2 separate regions of the Homo sapiens genome follow, and region 1 is linked to region 2. The links are chromatin loops, found by intact Hi-C in ENCODE. Cell type or tissue: psoas muscle. All regions are shown on one strand. Links, peaks and the distances in the headings refer to the core of each region. The heading gives the core; the rest is flanking DNA.

The links. Peaks named below come from ENCODE experiments on the same cell type or tissue, not always from the same donor. Only the 100,000 strongest peaks of a DNase experiment are listed, where the experiment ranks them.
Region 1: it touches region 2 in a loop (3.0-fold over the local background); 4 of 110 quality-filtered maps call a loop at or near these places.

The regions. Positions count from the first base shown.
Region 1 is chr2:151,624,839-151,630,225 of GRCh38, reverse strand. It overlaps NEB (nebulin), which reads left to right. Exons shown (of 182, transcript NM_001164508.2): 68 at 580-687; 69 at 2,392-2,703; 70 at 3,021-3,224; 71 at 4,588-4,692. Among named protein-coding and RNA genes, the nearest start is that of NEB, 110 kb to the left of the region's middle. In psoas muscle, for the core only: no CTCF peak of the experiment used is centred there; no DNase peak of the experiment used is centred there; H3K27ac peaks cover 2,001 bases.
Region 2 is chr2:151,547,130-151,552,516 of GRCh38, reverse strand. It overlaps NEB (nebulin), which reads left to right. Exons shown (of 182, transcript NM_001164508.2): 129 at 672-779; 130 at 2,777-2,881; 131 at 4,102-4,209; 132 at 4,779-4,883; 133 at 4,984-5,088. LOC124906081 (a long non-coding RNA gene) reads right to left here. Exons shown (of 3, transcript XR_007087266.1): 3 at 4,880-5,197. Among named protein-coding and RNA genes, the nearest start is that of RIF1, 140 kb to the right of the region's middle. In psoas muscle, for the core only: no CTCF peak of the experiment used is centred there; a DNase peak (open chromatin) is centred at 3,121; H3K27ac peaks cover 2,649 bases.

The DNA.
Region 1 (5,387 bases), core at 145-5,144, 78 kb before region 2:
AAAATGCAATTTTATAGACACGTGGTTTATTAATATGATACAACCAAAATTTAGAAAGTTGTGATTATGGTTGTTAACTATATTTTGTTATATTTTAATTTTTCTTATTTGTCTTTTAAACATTATAAAATATGATTGTCATACAAATTGTAGGTAATAAAAATGAATAAAAATATATTTTTATACGTATAGATAGATATTAAACATTGTTCTACCATTTTTTTTCACTTAGTGGTATGTTTGGATTGCTGCTTTGCTCATCAATCTGTATTACTAGATTGTATTGATCTATGCTGATATGTACATCATATTGATCTATGTATAGCATATTAATCTATAATGATATATAATAGGTTAATATATCACTATATATTAATGTTCATTGATATATCCCATTTATTTCTAACGCTATATAGTATTTTTGGTAGAATATAATTTATTTGCTTTCCACTATTGCCAGAAACTTGAATTGTCTCCAGTTCCTATCCTTTTTTAAATTTTAGGATATAAGTCACTTAATAATCTCTGAATTGTTGATGTCAAACCTTTTGCTTTAACTCTTTGCCTTTCTTTTCATAGACTCTATACAAACTTGCCAATGAAGAAGCAAAAAAGAAAGGCTACGACTTGCGAAGTGACGCCATCCCCATCGTGGCTGCCAAGGCCTCCAGGGACGTTATCAGTGATGTGAGTAGCAACACCCTAGATATTTACATGGATGGATGAAGTGGGGAGGCAGGATTATTACTATTATAACATTTGGGGGCCAGTTTAAGCACATTTATTGGCTTGTTTTTCTAAATCAAATTCAAATTCAAAGTTTTTCATTTGAAAAAACTCATGTTTTAAGCTTCGGAAGACTTCAGTATCTATGTCCCAGGTAGGAAGGGGGTAACCTAAACCAGTATACTTCAATGCAGTATAAAATTGGATGTGATTCTATAATTTTTCATATCTACAATTATGAGAAATTCATCTCCATATTTTGAGCATAGAGCCTCACAGAAAATAGAAAATGGCAAAAGAGGTGTTAAAAAATAACTTAGTTACATGTATTGGTTCAATATCAGAAGAAGAGCTGATAGAACCAAGTCTAGGAAAATCCACCTTTCCCCAAATCTGCTCTGTGTTTTTGCCAACTCATTTTTTTTTGGAAAATTATCTTAAATCCTTCCTTTTGAGTTCTTTTAAAATGAAAACAGAAAGACAAAGACGAGGAAAACAAGAAAATGGTGAACCTAATTTCTCCTCCTGCCATCTCTGAAAGAGGTGGGTTCTTTGGTGGAAAATTCAGACTTCTTCTTCTTCTTCTTCTTCTTCTTTTCTTTTGTTTTTGTTTGTTTGTTTGTTTGTTTGAGACAGAGTCTCAGAGTCTCACTCTTGTTGCCCAGGCTAGAGTGCAATGGTATGATCTTGGCTCTCTGCAACCTCCGCCTCCCGGGTTCAAGTGATTCTCCTGCCTCAGCCTCCCAAGTAACTGGGATTACAGGCACCAGCCACCACACTTGGCTAATTTTTTTTTAGTATTTAGTATTTTTTGTATTTTTAGTAGAGACAGCGTTGCACCATGTTGGCTAGGCTGGTCTCAAACTCCTGACCTCAGGCGATCCGCCTCCCTCGGCTTCCCAAAGTGCTGGGATTACAGGCATAAGCCACTATGCCCAGCTGAAAATTCGGACTTCTGTAAATATTTGTTGGGATTGGTGTGGTGTGTTGTCTGAAATAGGGAGAAAATATCCAGTTTGCCCTTACCACCACCAACAACAAAATGCTTTTTTGTAGATACATATTCCATTTTTCACTTGAGGAATCCCAAACAAACCTCAGTCAAATTTGATCTCCAACAGAGCAGGGCTTGTAGTATGGGAATATAATCCAGACCACTTCAGGGAGTCAAGTGCCCCAGCAGAGCTGGATTTGGGAAGGAGTGTGGGTGTGTTGGATGGAGGGATAAAATGGTATCTGTGGACTCAGGAATAGCAGTCTCAAAATCATATGTAAAATTTCTGGGTTAGTGATTTCATGGGCCCAAGATGAAGAAATGGCAGTACACAGTACCGAAAGATCTTCCGGAAAGTGTTGCTTCCTTTATTTTCAGAAACTTAACGTCTACAAGCCATAGGACCATGTAGTTTGGCCTGTCTTCCCACTGGACTATTCCCATTAGACTGTTGCTGTTAGACTATTTATGAGACTTCGCATTAGACTACTGCCCATTAGATTAGTGCTGTAGAGTCTAATAAGAATTTAGGATGAGGAGATAAACTGATATGCAGATTCTTTCATTACTCTGCAAGAATTAGCAATTTTAAAATAATAAAGTTTTAAATTAATGAGGCTTCTAAGCCTTTCTATTCATTTTTATTTTTGAAATGACCACCTTTATTTCAGTACAAATACAAAGATGGTTACCGCAAGCAGCTCGGCCACCACATTGGAGCCCGGAACATTGAAGATGACCCCAAGATGATGTGGTCCATGCATGTGGCCAAGATCCAGAGTGACAGGGAGTATAAGAAGGACTTTGAGAAGTGGAAGACCAAGTTCAGCAGCCCAGTGGACATGCTGGGAGTGGTGTTAGCCAAGAAGTGCCAGACCTTAGTCAGCGATGTGGACTACAAGAACTACCTGCACGAGTGGACGTGCCTGCCCGACCAGAATGATGTCATCCATGCTCGGCAGGCCTATGACCTCCAGAGCGATGTGAGTAATTAAGATCCATGGTAACTGTGCTCATAATAGTAATTCATAGAAATACTGAGACAGTGGTCTAGCATTAGGTAGAACCTTCAGAAGGGATGACATTTCTTCTCTCTGCTCATTTTTTAGGCAACTCTTCCCCTTACTTTTTTTGGAGAGAAAGAAAGTAATACCTGAGACTGTATTCAATTTGGCCTTCATATATTGAAGAACGTATACATGAAATTTGACTATCCAAGCTTTCTAGTGTTATTTTTTTATTTTTGAAATCATGTTAAAACAACTTCAGTAATACTCGCTTTTGTGTTTAATCTCTCCAGAACATTTACAAATCTGATCTCCAGTGGCTGAGAGGCATTGGCTGGGTCCCCATTGGGTCTATGGATGTGGTCAAGTGCAAGAGAGCTGCTGAAATACTGAGTGATAACATCTACCGCCAGCCTCCGGACAAGCTGAAATTTACCAGTGTGACTGACTCTCTAGAGCAGGTGCTGGCCAAGAACAATGCTCTCAATATGAACAAGGTGAGCCCCCAATTTGTAGGAAAATAAGACAGGGCTATATGTCATTCAAGATACCTATTGTTAATTAAGTTAGTCTCTTTTTTAAATCCAATTAAATTGCTATCCAATGTATAGTGATTCAGTTGAATTCTCTATTCTGTTAGATAACAATATATGGGAGCATTTCTGCTTTGACATCTCTTGTGAAATAGCCAGAGTTAAGAATGGCACAGCTCTTTGGGAGGCCAAGGCAGGCGGATCATGAGGTCAGGAGATCGAGACCACGGTGAAACCCTGTCTCTACTAAAAATACAAAAAATTAGCCGGGCATGGTGGCAGACGCCTGTAGTCCCAGCTACTCAAGAGGCTGAGGCAGGAGAATGGTGTGAACCTGAGAGGCGGAGCTCGTAGTGAGCTGAGATCGCGCCACTGCACTCCAGCCTGGGCGACAGAGCAAGATTCCGTCTCAAAAAAAAAAAAGAATGGGACAGCTATTATGGGTTCAAATTGTTTGAAGTCTATAAGAGTTAGTTATATATGATTTGGTATGGTTTCTTTCTTGCTGAGTACTTATTTAGGTAAGCACAGAGCAAACAAGAAAGATGCAAGCCGGGCATGGTGTCTCACACCTGTAATCTCAACACTTTTGGGAGGCTGAGGTGGGCAGATCACTTGAGCTCAGCAGTTTGAGATTAGCCTGGGCAGCATGTTGAAACCCTGTCTCTACAAAAAATACAAAAGTTAGCCGGGTGTGGTGACACGCACCTCTAGTCTTAGGTACTTGGGAGGCTGAGGTGGGAGGATCACCTGAGCCTGGAGAGGTTGAGGCTGCAGTGAGCTGTGACTGTACCACTACATTCCAGCCTGGGCAAGAGAGTGAAACTCTGTCTCATAAAAAAAAAAAAAAAGAAAGATGCAAATCTTCATAACATTTATCAAAAAGAAATCTAGAGATAGCACATACAGGTACATTTGCAGCTAATAAACTAACAACAAACAGCATCAAACAAATAAAATCATGGGAAGGATTTGTTAATATAGTCATACTACAGATATGGATGTGAATATATGCTTGAGAAATACTTGCTTTTTATTTAATTGGGGTGAGAGTGACCTGGTTACCAAACACACACACGTGGGTGTGTATATGTGTGTGTGTGTTTGATTATATGTATATATATATTTTTCTTTTCATATCTTAGTATACATTTATATTTTGTTACAATAAATGTCTTGTAAAATCAAAGAGGTTGAAAAGAATATTAACATACATGGAACAGACAGCAAGAAAGCTGGCTCTCAACTTTGTCATGGTGTCTTAATTGAAAACTCCTGTTTACAACAAACTGTTTTTCTAATTCATTAACCTTTTTATCCTTCACAGCGCTTATACACAGAAGCCTGGGACAAAGACAAGACCCAAGTCCATATTATGCCTGATACACCTGAAATCATGTTGGCAAGACAAAATAAAATAAATTATAGTGAGGTAAGATCATTTGTTTTATTTCTTTGGTCTGGCCACATTGATTGTTGCCGATGTAGGAATGTGAGAATTATGAAATTAATCCTCATGTAAGCCAGTTAGCTTAGTTGGCTTTTTATGCCATTTACCCTACCTTGAATATACATATTATTGTATTAAAAAATAGGCAGATAGAAAGGTAGATAGATTAGACAGACAGATAGACAGACAGACACAAAAATATCTTCATTTCAGGAGGGAAAAAATATCTCAAGTCAACTATTAATGACTAAAACATAATTTTCATTAAAAATAATTCTTGCTATTCATCAAATTAGTACTTGCTTCAAAATTTGTGCGGCAAGTTTATTTTCTTCAATTACCTCATCTGTAAAATAGGATTAAAATGCTTACCTTAAAGAATTTTTAAAGAATGACTAAATGAGGTAAAATATTTAACATGCCCAGTGTGAAGCCTGGTGCAAAGTATTTGTTTAATAAACTTTAATGTCTCTCCTTTATGCTCAAGTCACCATGAAAATTAGATGTATTTAATGTGCTCAAAATAACTTGAGCTTTATTTACAAGAACTGAAATGAGAATTCTTAAATTCACCCATTTCAAATTGCCTGAGAACAATAAAATACATTCTTTTATGAACTATCTTCAGCCTTGCTAAACTTGTCATTGCATATCTTTGCAGTCCAGAAATACTGCTG
Region 2 (5,387 bases), core at 193-5,192:
TTGTTTCCTGAAACCTGATGCATTCAAGCAGTTTGCTGGGGCGGAGTTGTAGGTGATGCGAGTCTATGAAGTAACTTTGTGCCTTAGCACTTCCAACGTGTTTTTTGTGCCCTGTGTCATAGCAAGTTTATTTCTATCTAGGCCATTTAATAAATTAGAACCAGCTATGGTAGAATAAGAAGCAAGCAGGCTCTGGAGTTAGAGTTGTGGAGTGCAGTCTCACCTCTACCACACATTATCTATAAGGCTTATGAAAAGCACTTAATCCATCTGAGCCTCCCATTCTGATGCATAAAATGGGGACGTAAGGAAGCACCCACTATGACGCCTGACACAAAGCAGGCAGGGCAGGCACAAAGCTGCTCTTTCTTTATTAACTCCACAGGTTGGTAAGTCAATATCAGATCCCGCCAGTGAGTGCAAACATTGAGACCTATTATTTTGGAACTTCTAGTGGTAAAATGCCCACCCTTCCTCTTCTTGTGCCTGGGCCATCTCTTCTGTTTCTCAGTGTGAGTGTCCACACGCTGGCTCTGATCCTGTTGGACAAGCCACAGTAATGTGTCAGATGAGTTCTCCAGGCAAAGGGAAGCAGGCTACCGTTATTTTTTTTAAAGAGGAACCTGGGTTCCCATTCTCTTTGCTTCTAACAATGCTTCTTTCTGCACCAGGCTGTCTACCACTATGACTATGTGCACAGTGTCAGAGGCAAAGTGGCTCCAACTACCAAAACCGTGGATCTGGACCGGGCCCTTCATGCATACAAGCTCCAGAGTTCGGTGAGCAGTGAGAACTTGAGAGTGCCCAGCAGAAATCCGTTCCATCAGCCTCTGTGGAAGCAAGCTGAGCTTGCTTCCTCTTGACCTGACCTTGTATAAATGCTGTTCTATTCACATGAGGTGAAAAAACAAAAACACAGAGCATAATCTATCTTTCCTCCTAGCTGCCAGGATCCCCCTATGGAGCAATCAAACCAACATAATGGGCATGTTTTAGCAATATTTACAAGTTACAAAGAAGAAAGCCAATATACATTCTCTGCTTTCAAAAAGCTGAAAATCAAGATAACAGAGACAAGGCCTTTAACCTCAATAAAAGATGAACTAGAAATTGTTGCTGGAATTCAGAAGAGAAAGAACCTGGATCCCACCTGCATATTTAACCTACCTATTCTATGTTACCCAATGGTGCTGATTTGGTCTCAACTTTTCATGTTATTTCCCATCTTGTGTATTAAAAATAATTTTTGGCCAGGTGCGGTGGTTCATGCCTGTAATCCCAGCAATTTGGGAGGCTGAGGCGGGCAGATCACCTGAGGTCAGGAGTTCGAGACCAGCCTGGCCAACATGGTGAAACCCCATCTCTACTAAAAATACAAAAAATTAGCCAGATATGGCAGTGCATGCCTGTAATCCCAGCTACTTGGGAGGCTGAGGCAGGAGAATCTTTTGAACCCAGGGGGCGGAGGTTGCAGTGAGCTGAGATTGCACCACTGCACTCCAGCTTGGGCAACAGGAGCAAAACTCCGTTTCAAATAATAATAATAATAATAATAATAATAATAATAATTTTGGCCAGGCACAGTGGCTCATGCCTGTAATCCCAGCACTTTAGGAGGTCATGGCAGGCAGATGGCTTGAGCCTGGAGTTCAAGACCAGCCTGAGCAACATGGTGAAACCCTGTCTGAACAAAAATACAAAAATAAATAAATTAGCCAGGCATAGTGGCATGCACCTGTGGTCCCAGCTACTTGGGAGGTTGAGGTGAAAAGATTACCTCAGCCCAGGGAGGTCAAGGATGCAGTGAACTGTGATGGTGCCACTGCACTACAGTCTGGGTGACACAGTGAGACCCTGTCTCAAAAATAAAATAAAAATAATTTGGTTTTTCATATTTTAAATGTAATTCTTAATCCTAAACTCCAAGAGACAGAGTATTTAAGATCACAGACAGACACTCCTCCATGTCCTCCCTTTCTGCCATGAACACATGCATCCTGACCTCTTCACGGCCTGATGTCAACACACTGTGTTTGGAAGGGGCAGGAGAGGGTAATACAAACATGTGCCTGGCTATATCTTCGTGATGGCTTGCATATCATCACCTGAGGATGGAGTAATGGCAGAGGTGAAACTTGGTTACCTATCTTCTCTGCATTTCCCAAATTCTTGCTAGATGCCATACAGCCAACTGGGCATATGTTTGGAAGCACAGAGGAATTAGTGTTTTTTTTTTTTTTTTTTTTTTTTGGAGACAGGGTCTCCTCTGTCTCCCAGGCTGGAGTGCAACGGTGCAATCACAGCTCACTGCAATCTCAAATTCCTGGGCTCAAGTGATCCTCCCACCTTAGCTTCTTAAGTAGCTGGGACTACAGGTACACGCCACCATGCCTGGCTAATTTTAAAATTTTTTATAGAGGTGGGATCTTGCTATGTTGTCCAGGCTAGTCTCAACTTCTGACCTTAAGCAATCCTCCTGCCTTGGCCTCCCAAAGTGTTGAGATTACAGATGTCAGCTACCACACCTGGCCAGGAACTACTTTCAATAAACCATTTCACTCATTGTTCTATTTTTCCAAAACAATAGGTGAAGAGTAATCTGACTCATTTTATGACTCTTAGAATGTATTTAATTCTCTCCTGAAATCAATTCAGTGAGCATAAGTGTATTAAGTATCTAGTCAAAACTGTAACATGAGCTATATGTGATTTGTTAAGCTCAGATCAGTTACTTGATGCCCGATGTCATTTAACCTGCTCTTCCTCATTCCTGCAGAATCTATACAAAACCAGCCTGCGCACCCTGCCCACTGGATATAGACTTCCAGGTGACACTCCTCACTTCAAACACATCAAGGACACCCGTTACATGAGCAGTTATGTGAGTGGTCTCCTCCTCATTGAGATGGGTCTGAAGGTGGGGTGGCAGGAGACTCATATTAATTAATAGCCTGTTCTAATCCTCCAGTCTCACCCTCAAGGTTCAACCTGATAGAATGATGGGAGCTGGAGAGGAGAGACAGCATATTTTTGAGGGGTGCTGTGCAATTGATTCCTTCTGCAATTCAGCAGTGCCTGGGTAGCCCCATGGGTTAGAACAGAATGTTCGTGGGAGCCTTGGCTGAGGGCCCATGGCTGTCATGATGCCTCTACTTCTGCTGGCCTCACTTAGCACAGATGCACCCTGAATTATCCCAAGCCATTTATTGGAAATGCAACTTCACACACGCACTACTGAGGTGTGGTGATAGTATTGTCTTCCTTCTGCTATGTTTCACTGCAGAAGATATAACATCACCATGTGTTCCTTTGAAAATAAGACTTCTTGCCTAGCTGCTGGCTGATATTTAGCTCACTACTTATCCTCTGTGCCCAGTTCACAGAAGGCTAGAGGGGTAGTTAGGCTCTTACTACCTGTAGCTTACTCAAATGATGACCCTCATGTTGCCCTTCTCCACTTTTCACAAGTACTCAACTGGGACTTGATGCATTTACCCCATGGGGAAGGCTTAGGGAAATCGTGGCCATCCCAGTAAGTCTGGCCTGCAGACCACAATGAGCCGCTGGTGGAATAATAAGCTCTCCCTCTGTGCTACCCTTCATATTCCTGGGAATCAAACCTAGTGGCCAGAAAGGACCCAATAACCTGTGGCTCAATAATGTACTTCCAAAGTAGACAGTCACAGATTTAATAATCTAACACCTAAAGGATGTGTTAAAATGGTTGGTTAAAATCAGTCCACGAAGCTATTTGTCAGTCTTAAATACATTCTCTTGTTTCTTCTTTGTATTTTCTAATTTTCTAGCCACACTGGGGCTAAAAATAAAGATTTTTCTCTGGCATTTTGCATACCTTCCGACAAACAGATTTCACCTAGGCAAGGTCAAATTTTATTCTTTTCTTGGCCTGGTTTTATTTTCCAACACATAATTTTCAAGGCCTGGATTAATATTGAAATTTTGTCAATGACTTTTCTACATACTTAATCCTTAAAAAGAGCAATTTTTCAAATAAAGGTGACATCTCTTTTCTATTTGGAGAAATGTAATGTTGGTCCTTGTTTACCCATCATTGATCTCATTCTGACTTTGCTTTTGCAGTTCAAGTACAAAGAAGCCTATGAACACACCAAGGCATATGGGTATACACTTGGCCCCAAAGATGTTCCATTTGTCCACGTCCGGAGAGTCAACAATGTTACCAGCGAGGTACCTGAATGCTGATTCTCCAAGAGACATATTGAGTTTCAATAGCCATGGCTTTGTTTGAAATGCATTAAGAATTAATCTTATTTCAGTTGTAAACTTACATACCAGCAAAAAATGAAAAAGGTCCTTATTGTCACATTTTGATACTGATATTTCTTGGTAGTGGTTTTTTGTATTTGGTAATGCCTTGGAGAGACTCGGTTCCATAGATTATGATGCAAAACTTTTCTAAAGAAATAATTTCTTCTTTTGACATTTATATTCAAAAATCTTTAATAAGGTTGCATTTTAGTCTGACTCATGATCCTGGTTTTCTACACCAACTATTGGTTTGCATATCTGATCCTACTATGCAACCATCTGATAGAAAGTGGAAGGCTTTGTGCTCAGAATTCTTCACCTAAATGAAATAACTCTCATTTTCTCCTTTTTTCCTAATCTCAATCATTTTCTATATCCTCGATATTTCCTCCCCTCTTCCTTATGTAAAATATTTTATTCTTGATTAGTCAGTAGATGCCCTCGTCGTCCCCTACTAAATGCCTGTAATGATATTTCCTCCAACGTAGAGACTGTATCGGGAATTGTACCACAAACTGAAAGACAAGATCCATACAACTCCCGATACCCCTGAGATCCGCCAAGTCAAGAAGACACAAGAGGCTGTCAGTGAGGTGGGTATTTTCTTAGGAAAGACAGGGAGTAGAGACTAGGGATGAATGTTAATCATTCGGTCTCTAATACATATGTTTTGGGGTATTTTTTTTTCTTTAGTTGATCTACAAATCAGACTTCTTCAAGATGCAGGGCCACATGATCTCTCTGCCATACACACCCCAAGTGATCCATTGCCGCTATGTGGGAGACATCACCAGTGATGTAAGCATCTCGTAGGGGTCTTTCTGGAGTAGTCTTACCAAGACGCAGGCTTGCTTTCAGCAGTTAAAACAACCAGTGGTCTTTGAACAGCCTTTTCTGATAAGCACTTCTAAACAAAGAGTACAAGTTGGAGGTAAGACAGTGTGGGAGAAGGATGCCACAATTCTACAGCTATGGAAACAGTAATAAGAGGACCACCTGGGGAAGACAGAATTGCCATCATTCTTGATCACTCAGTGACCACCATTCTACATTCAACATGGAATCATTCCAACTCCTCACTCCCTAACTCCCTGTGT